2 separate regions of the Homo sapiens genome follow, and region 1 is linked to region 2. The links are chromatin contacts, found by Hi-C or POLR2A ChIA-PET in ENCODE. All regions are on one chromosome and are shown on one strand. Each heading gives the region's core, a stretch centred on a gene start or an enhancer-like site at or near the end of the contact. The rest is flanking DNA. Distances are from core to core; before and after follow the strand shown. Region 1 overlaps ATG16L2 (autophagy related 16 like 2). Region 2 holds the start of ARHGEF17 (Rho guanine nucleotide exchange factor 17).

What was found. A loop is a pair of places that touch in the nucleus more often than their neighbours do. ChIA-PET counts read pairs that join two places held with the same protein, here RNA polymerase II (POLR2A). Pooled maps may share reads with other maps.
Region 1: a loop to region 2 is called in a pooled map, with 2.1 times the contacts of the local background. The contact joins the enhancer-like site here to the promoter of ARHGEF17 in region 2. A Hi-C loop is called at or near these places in 3 of 168 maps with a recorded cell type or tissue (cardiac septum, heart left ventricle and thyroid gland) and 8 of 50 pooled maps. POLR2A ChIA-PET finds 5 or more read pairs at or near these places in 6 of 52 experiments (BJ, Caco-2, PC-3 and 3 more).

Annotation. Positions count from the first base shown.
Region 1 is chr11:72,828,781-72,833,220 of GRCh38, reverse strand. ATG16L2 (autophagy related 16 like 2) reads right to left here. Exons shown (of 18, transcript NM_033388.2): 17 at 4,237-4,338; 18 at 3,586-3,918. The coding sequence ends at 3,831. Among named protein-coding and RNA genes, the nearest start is that of ATG16L2, 17 kb to the right of the region's middle. Within about 2 kb of position 1,585, at least 13 of the 41 ENCODE cell types and tissues checked have a DNase peak (open chromatin) inside an H3K27ac peak, as active enhancers do.
Region 2 is chr11:73,307,013-73,311,664 of GRCh38, reverse strand. It overlaps ARHGEF17 (Rho guanine nucleotide exchange factor 17), which reads right to left and starts at 3,389. Exons shown (of 21, transcript NM_014786.4): 1 at 1-3,389. The coding sequence starts at 3,026. It overlaps ARHGEF17-AS1 (ARHGEF17 antisense RNA 1), which reads left to right and starts at 2,304. Exons shown (of 3, transcript NR_147696.1): 1 at 2,304-2,993; 2 at 3,101-3,783; 3 at 4,109-4,154. RefSeq lists enhancers at 1,574-2,394, 2,400-3,277 and silencers at 2,698-2,917, 3,148-3,477, 3,878-4,017.

The sequences.
Region 1 (4,440 bases), core at 336-2,835, 480 kb after region 2:
TATTCAATTCAGCAAATGTGCTGCCCCAGGTAGTGTTCAGGTCTCTGGAGCCTTGTCACTGAGGGGCTTGCATCTGGTGGGAGACACTCAGCGCAACAGCAGACTGAAGCCAGGGACTGAGAGATGACCAAGGGGCAGTAGGAGCACAGGATAGGGGCATCTGTCATTTCTCCCTCCCTGGGGTCTCAGGCTCACTAAGGCCTGAGATTGGGCAGGGCAGGCAGAGGCCATGGTCCTCATGCCTACAGAACAGCTCTGCAGAAGAGCCATGTCACTTTTGGGGAGGCTTGGGGCAGGAAGTTTCACAGGTGGGGATATGAGCGCCTGGAAGTCACTGTGACCTGCCCAAGATCTCCCAGGAAGACAGAACTGGAGAACCTAGAACTAGGCCTCCAGAAGCCCTGGCCAGCCCCTTTGCAGAATCTGAATCCAGTTTTTAGAAAAGCAGGAATCAGAGGTCTGGGTTCTTATCCCAGCTCTGCTCTGTGACCCGAAGGAGCTGCCCCATCTCTGGGTCTCAGTTTTTATACCCATGAGTGCGGGCCACTCCAGATTTGACCTAGGCACCCGAATTCAGGCAGGCAGCCCCTGAGCACCAGAGTTCTGAAAACCTGGGCAGTGACTGCTGAGAGCCTGGAGGAGCTGTCAACATCTATTTTCACCTCTCTGCTGAACGGGACTGAAGAGGCTGGAGGGAGGAACAGCCTTCCCGCTGACATGCCCCTCTGAACTCCTCTGCTCAGTCTGTGAGCTCCTCTTCCTCCTGCCTACCTCATTCCCGGGAACTCCTTGGCCTGTTTCTGGCCTTACAGACTTGTTCCTCCAGGAAGCACCCCCTCCTACTGGGAGGGGGACCTCCAAGCAAGTTAAGGTGAACATGTGCTCCCTGAGAGAGGCAACTCCACCCGATGGCAGCAGCGTGTGTGGTAAGATTGACGCCCATAAAGTAGAAGGGAAGGTTTTGGGGGAGAGAAGGGCTCACTGTCCCAGAGATCAGTCAGACCATTTCCTGAGCACCTCCTCTGGGCTCTCTAAGCAGTCTCCACTACAACCCTGTGAAATGAGGGAGAAACGCAATGGCGCAGCTGGCCTCCCAAGATTCAAGTTCCCTCACTCCTGTGTCCCTGCATGTCCCTCACTTCAAGGGATACTAACCGTCCAGGCTCAGGACCCAGAATAGAAAAGGGTGAAGATGTAGGGAGGGAGTCAGGTTAGACACAAGGCTAGCATCACACCTCTACCCCCGTGGTAGCAGGCAGGGGGCACACACACCCTGGGGGAGGGGGCATGCCCCGCAGCCCTGCCTAACTGCGAGTCTGAACACGTTGCTTTAAAAAGAGTATGTGTAATGCAGCCACAGTCCAGCTGCAGGGCTTCTCTGAGCTCAGTTTTCTCACCTGGGAAACATGGTAGCTACATGGCAATGTAGTTGGGAGGAACAAATAATGCTGCAGAAAGGGTGCAGGGCAGGGCCTGGCACCTCCTAAGGGCTCAGTCACGGTGGCTACAGGAGTGTCGGTCTCCCCAGCCATGTGTCCCTGGAAACGGGAATGGCCTCAGTAGACTAGGCAGCTGGTGACCCCTGGTGGCTGCTGGGAGCCAGGGCATGAGGGCTGGGGCAGAGTAGAAGGCTGAGTATCGAAGAATGTTGGAGCCCAAGGCTCTTAGACCGTTAGACTGGCTGAGTCCTTGAATAAGAGAATTTTGTTGTTGTTGAGATGGAGTTTCACTCTCGTTGCCCAGGCTAGAGTGCAATGGCGCATTCTCAGCTCACTGCAACCTCCTCCTCCTGGGTTCCGTGATTCTCCTGCCTCAGCCTCCCAAGTAGCTGGGATTACAGGCATGTGCCACCATGCCCAACTAATTTTGTATTTTTAGTAGAGACAAGGTTTCACTATGTTGCTCAGGTTGGTCTTGAACTCTTGACCTCAGGTGATCTGCCCTCCTTGGCCTCCTAAAGTGCTGGGATTACAGGCGTGAGCCACCGCATCCAGCCTGAATAAGAGAATTTAACCACTTAATAAACATTTCCTGAGTCATTCTCTGTGCCAGGCCTGATCCCAGGAAATAATCTATTCCCATCCTGGCCTCTTCCAAGAGTTCCTTGACTTAAAATGGAGGAGGCAGATACAAAAGGGGAGCTCAGGGACAGAGGAGGCCTCTACCCAGCCTGGCAGGCGAAGGAAGGGGAATCCTGAAAGAAAAATTTGAACTGGGGGCTGGGAGGGAAGGAGAACATTCTGGGAAGAAAGAAAAGCATGTCTGAGATGCACTCATGATAGCAAGGAAATAGCCAGGCACGGTGGCATGCACCTATAGGCCCAGCTACTGGGGAGGCTAAGGCAGGAGGACCACTTGAGCACAGGAGTTTGAGACCAGCCTGGGCAACATAGTGAGACATCATCTCTAAATGAGTAAATGAATGAATGAATAGCAAGGAAATGAAGATGAAGCTGAGAGGCCAGCAGGGTCACATCCAAAGGGCTCCAGATTTCATGCTGGGGTTGCGGGTGGTCTCTGAAGGCAGCAGGGGAACTCCAAAGGATTGGACTTGTGAACACGACACCCTAGAAAGTCACCCTGTTGGGCCGAGCATGGTGCTGTGCACCTGTAATCCCAGCCCTTCGGGAAGACCAGGTGGGAGGATTGCTTAAACCCAGGGGTTTAAGGCTGCAGGAGTTTGAGGCTGCACTAAGGTTTTTTGTGTGTCTCAAAAGCAACAACAACAACAACAAAAGTCACTCTGGCCATAGTAAGGGAAAGGATTGGATGGGGAGACTGCAGGTCTAGAAGGTGGCCCACAGTGGCAGGAGGGTGGAGGAGTACTAGAACCAGCAGCACAAGGTCCCAGGGACATGGGGTGCAGGAGGAACGGGTCACTTGCAGGGGAGATGATGGCCAGGAGGCAGCTAGACCAAAAGTAGTGAGTGGTCTGGGAGTCAGCAGAGTGTAGGTGTTGCCATTTAACCAACACCGTCTCCACAGGCCTGTGCCCAGTCCTAGGTTGGTAAAGGAAGTTGGTTTGCCCCAACTCTGCCCTGTGGGCTCTGCCTTGTAAGCAAAGCCCCAGGCCCAGATCTGGCCCACAGCTGCCCTCCCCCAGGCACAGACACACAGAGGCCTTGCTCTGCCCCACCCTGGGCACTACCCCTGGAGGAAGAACGCGGACCCAGTCTAAGGGAGGCCCTGTGGACCAAGGACTTTGATATCACTACCTGGGTTTTTAGGATCTTCCCACCGGGACCCCTCTGGGCTGCCTCCCTGCCCTCTCCTCAGAGCTCCCCCAGCCCCTCCTCAGCTTCAGTCTACCCTGAGTGCCTGAAGCAGGTGGGCCCAACATGTTGCTTTGGCCTCAGGACCAGGTTGGACCAAGAGTCACATCCATGGCTCTTTGCTGCCTCAGGGCCTTTCTTCCTGCTGTTTCCATGGTTAGACTTGAGCAGCACCTGTCTCTGCAGGCAGAGACTCGGCTGGCTGCCTCAGCTCTGTATGGAAGGAGGAAGGGGGCCAAGCCTGGATCTTCCAGAGCCCACTAGCCCAAAGGTCTCTGTACCATGAATGCTGCAAAGAGGTAGGCAGACGCAGTTCAGATATCATTTTTTTCTACTTTGGGAGAAAAAGTGAGGAGATAGAGATAAAAATACAAAGAAAAACTAGCGTAATCCCCCAACCCATACTTCATTTTTAAACAAACAGGCCAGGTCCTGCCAGGCCTTCTTCCCCATTAAATCCCAAGGCCAGCTCCAGTCCCAACCCCAACCCCTGCATGGCGCCGAAGGAAGCTTCAGGCTTCGGGCAAGAGCTCCAGCCCAGGCAGGCAGGTCGTGGCCCTACTGCCAGAGCACAACCTTCCTGCCCTGGTCCACGCTCACCATGTGGCTCCCGGAGTAGCACCAGGCCACGGCGTTGACGGCAGCGCTGGGGAAAGGGAGGGGCAGGCTTCAGGGGGGCTTCAGGAACTGCGCCTGCAACCTGGCTCTGCCCCGACTGCTGGACCTGGGTAGTTTGAGGCCCTCTCTTGAGCCTGTTTCCTCATCTGTCAAGTTAGCTCACAGGGCTGTGGAAAGGATGGAACCAAGTGCGTGTGGAAAGTACCTTGTGAACTGCAAAGGGCTCTGGTCGGGTGGAAGGTGGAGGGACAAGGGCTGGGGACTCCAGGGTCCCAGTATGTCAGAACCTGGAATCAGCCTGGCAGGACTGGGGCCAGGCAGGTGGCCAGGTGGAGGCCATGCTCACCAATGGGGTCCCTGTAGTCTGCTCTCCAGTTTCCCGGTGTCCACATCCCAGATGTAAAGGGCCCCATCACAGGAGCCTGCCAGTGCATAGCTTCTGTCCGGGCTGTAGTGGCCACAGCAGAGCAAGAAAACGGGGGGTCAGAGGGGAGGGCACACACAGGGTCCGGCAGGGCACACTTGGACACAGGCATATGCTCTCACGGAC
Region 2 (4,652 bases), core at 2,140-4,639:
TGCTTGGTGACGTCCTCGAGCGATGGTGCCTGCAACGTGGGATGGGCTCGGGTAGGGAAGCCTATGGGTTCTGGCACAGCCACAGGGGGACCAACAGAAGTTGGTGGCTCAGGCACCACAATAGGCATAAATGTGGCGGGCACACTGGCATGGCGAACGTGTCTGGAGGAGGGCCGGGCCCGAGACAGGCTGCCAGTCTGGTCCTGACTGCCCTCGTCTCTCCGAAGCTCCTGGTGACTACTCCGAGCTGGGCGCTTCTTGGAGCCTCGGCGGATTAGCCTCGGGGACAGAATGTCAGCCAGCTTGGGGTCAAGGTGAAAGTTTCGGTGGGCAGTGGCAGGGGGAGGCAGAGCCTCAGGTAGGGCCCTTTCAGACTGTGCCCGGCTCCTGGTGGCACCAGGTTCTTCTGGCTCTGCCCGCTGCTCTACAAGGATGGGCTCGCTGCTGGATGGAGGCAGCATGGGCTCAACTTCTCGGATGGGCTCCCCTCCAGGGCCCTCGAATCCAGGCCCAGCCAGCTCCCCACGGCGGCTGGGGTCACTCAGGGATTTCTTCTTGGGGGCTTTGCCAGCAATCCTGTCGTCCACCACACGCCCCAGGGTGCCAGGCCCCTGAACTATGCTCTGAATAACCTCCTGATATCCCTTGCTCTCTTCACTGCCCACAGACCAGTCACTGTGACCACTGGTCAAGCCCTCATCCATGGCTGAGGTGGCAGGGAGCCCTGTCTTGGGGCTCAGTGAGCCCAGGAGGTTGCTGTCCACAGAGAACCCAGTAGGCTCTTCAGAGGTGGCAGCCCGGTGGCGCTGAGGAATTGGGTCACTCAGGGACCTGTAGGCCTCCCCTGCCTCCCCATTGCTCAATTCGCTCCCACCAGAACCTGAAGGTGGGACTTTGCGTCGTCGGCGGAGGGCACCTGGTGTGGGAGGGGTCTCAGGCGACACCAGGGCCCACCCGCCCAGACTGTCCTCAGTCCCAGGGCCATGGTGGTTCGTCTGGGCCGAGGATGAGGAAAGAGGTCGCCACATCCCTGTGGTACCCAGGCCGCAAAATGCTGCAACAGGAGGCTCAGGGTCTGCCCCAATGCCTTCATCTGTCAGACTGGACTCAGGGCCTGAGAGCTCCTCCTGGGACCGCTGCCCTCGGGTCACATCCCCTGCCCAGTCAGGGCTTCCAGGGGGGGCATCGCTTCCATCATCTTGTTGGGCACCCATGCGCTGGATCTTCTCAAAAACCTGGCGGGCCTCCTGCACATATTGGTCCTGGACGATGAGGGGCAGCGGATCCTCCTCGGCACCAGGGCCTGTGAGCAGGAGCTCGGAGGAGCTGGACTTCAGAGCACTGGTGCGGGGCAGGCGGCGGGCCATGGGCTTCTCAGAGCAGGTGAATGACTTTGCTCTCCGCAGAGTGGCTGTCAAGTCCTTGAGTGTGGGGCGCGTGCCAGGTGATGCTGGGGCTGGGATGGGTATGGGTTCAAGTTGCCCCACAGGGCCACCTGCGGATGGTGAGTCTCTGCCATCTAGGGGGTTGCTTCCACGGTCCCCGGAGCTCCCACCAGGTTTTCGGACCCTCAGCTCTGAAAGGTCTGAGCGCAGGAAACTGAGAAGCGTCAGGGTCTCTGAGGCGATATCTGGATTTGACAGGGACTTCCGCTGTCGACTCTTTTCAGGCTCAAATCCTCCATCCCTCAATGCCCTAGAGGTGCCTCCAGGTCCTTTGGCACGGGTTCGAGCCTGGGACCGCAGGAGCCCTTCCCCAGCTCCAAAGCTAGGGGAGCGGTACACGCCCCAGCCCCCAGAACCCCTACTAGACCATAGGTCGTCGTCCTTGAGGGTCTCCGTGCTGGAATAACGGCTGCTACCGCGGGAGCCTGCGGGGCTGGCCAGGTACGAGGGAAAGCTCACCTTGGCCACACGGAAAGCTCCTCCCACAGAGTCAGACATAGGCCGAAGTCCCTCCTGGGGACCTGGGACGCAGGGCGGAGAGCCACTACCCCACTCCCGGAGTCCTTCTTCTCTAGGGGCTCTTGGAGATGTTGGGGGCTCAGGGCTCCCAGAAACCCCTGCTGAGTTCATGCTGCTTAGATTTAACCCATCACTGTCAGGCCTGCAGTCCTGATCCAATAGGGAGCTTCCAGGCCTGAGCCCGGGCCTCCCTCCCCAGCGGTGGCCGCCCTCACCGTCTCGGTCGTCGTCACTGCCCGAGGAGTGGCCGCCGTGGTAGGCCGGACTCTGGGCTCCAGGCAGCTGCGGCGGGCCCTCCTCTTCCTCCTCGCTGGAGCTGGCAGCACGACTGCGGCTGACAGGATAGGAGGCGGCGATGGAGGAGGAGGAGCAGGAGGCCCGGGCCCCGGCCTGCGGTTGGGAGAAGATATGCCAAGAATGTAAACCATCCGCTGGACGCTGCGCCCGCTCCTGTTGCTGCTGCGGCCGGCGCAGCCTCCCTTCGGTCTCCGGCCCGGTCAGGGGCCGCGCCGAACGCAGACCCGCCAGGGGGAAGCATGTCCGAGGGGGTGGCGTCGGTGGCTGCCGCGACTCCCGAGCCGGAGGCTCCCACGCGGCACCGTCGGGGCTGGGCGTTCCTGGGGATTCAGAGTCGGCGCTGGGCCTCCTGGAGCCAGGACCGCCGAAGAGCTTGCGCATCTCGGTGACGCTGGGCCAGGCTCCTCGCGCTGGGCCCTCGGCCGCTTCTTCCGCGGCCGCGGGTAAGACGCCTCCGTCTCGGGTCCCAGCGGAGCCGTCGTCCAGACGCGGCGCGTCGAAGCGCCGGGAGAGCTGGCGAACCGACGGCGAGAGGCTGCGGAGCGGGCGCGGCTGCGCGGGGGCGGCCAGGGGCCCAGACGCCAGCTTGGACACGCGCCGAGAGGGCTGGCCCCGGGCAGCCGTGGTCGGCCGGCACGAGGCGCGTCGCCTCAAGCCGGGGGTGTCCGTGTCCTCCTCCCTCAGCCCGGGGCCGCCGCTCCAGCGCTCCAGCAGCTTGAACGAGACGCTGCGGTAAAGCTGGGGCCGGGGTGCCCCGTCCGCCATAGTGGCGTAACTCACTCCGGGGGGGCTGGCCTCGGGCAGCCGCGGCCAACCCCCCCTGCGCCCCCACTCCCTAGGAGCGCAGCGGCCCACGCCGAAAGCAGCGCACGGGAGTGTGGGAAGAGGACGCAGAGACCGGAGCAGAGGTTTCTCTGCCGCGGCTCAAGTTTCTGTGGCCACCGGCCGCAACGTCTCCATCCCGGGCGGCCCCTCCCGCCTCAGCGCCGACCCCCAGGCCCAGCCCCCGCCGCGGCTGGAGCGACCAGGGGCACCGCGGCACCGCCTGGGCGGGATCCCAGCGCTTGGTTCCTCGACTCTGCGTCCGCCTGCCCAACGCCCTTGGCTGCTCGCTCCTGGCACCCTTTTGTTGCAAATAAACTTTGCGGCAGAGGCAAGGGGGCGGGGGGCGGGGCCTCGCGCCCAAAAGAGGGGGTGGGCTCCGGGCGTGCGCGAGCCTGGGAACCGCGTGGTGGGAGGGAATCAGGGAGGAGCCGAAGAAGAAAAAGCCTGCTGGAGGACTTGCAGACTGAGGCGACCCTCTGGCCCTCCAGAGAGGTCCCTCGGGAGCCCAGCAGGCCGAGCTGCCCCCAGGGAGTCGCTGAGACACACACAACCGCTGAGCGTGCTCAGCTCCGCAGACTCGCAGCCAGGGCGCCGCGTCCACCGCGGGCCACCAGCCTCCGCGCGGAAACACCTCCTGCCCAGGGGCTCCAACATGGCAACCTCGGACTCACAAACTCTCGTACACACTGACACTCAGGTGCACGCAGACGCACACTCTCTGGGCCGGGAAAGGGGTGGGACTCGGCGCCAGGGAGAGCCCGGGGAGCCGCGGGCTAACTGAAGGGTCCGTCGCGCCCTACTCCCCGCCCAGGCCACGCCTCCTCCCCTTCCCTCCCCCTCCCCGCCCGCCCTCTGCGGCGAATTTAGCTGTAGCCACGCCCTTGTCCCCCCATCTCGCTCCCAAGCGCCCCGCCCATCCCACCTCCCAGCCGCCTGTCCGGCTCCGACCGGCCCCCAACCCGCCCAGCGTTGCTCCAGAAGTCCCACCCTTCACGACCGCGCCCCCACCCCTACTTTTCCAGCTGCCACGCCTTCCACCTGCCCCTGCAGTCTGGCGGCTCTTCTCCTGGACTCTCCGCCTGGATCCCCGAGCCTTTTCTTCTTGCTCTGGAGTACGCGGCTCTTGCGCCCCCTCGCGGCGTGATTTTCCCAACGCACGGAGTCCTGGACGGATAAAGCAGCACCCATCCCCCAAAAACGGAGAGTTGTGAAAACTTCCTTTCAGTCGTTACCTAATCCCCTTAGTCTTTTTCAGACCTTCGCAAAGCGCACTGCCCCTTCTTAGGCCTTATACACAAAAGGAGCTTCGACGGGAACGCCCTCGACTTCCCACTGCCAAACCTATACTCTTACCCGCAGCTGCTTCACCTTCTTGGCAGGAAAAGTGTCGGTTGTTTCTCTGGCTTCACGCTGATCCCTCGCTTGAGCTCCCCTCCCGCCCCTGCCTCCGTCTGAGTCTCACATTGTTCTCGGTATTGGGGCATCATCCCCTTCCGCATTCCCACCTGCCTCTAGATCCCATTCATCCTCCCGGCCCAACTAACGAATGAACGAACGAATGAAAAT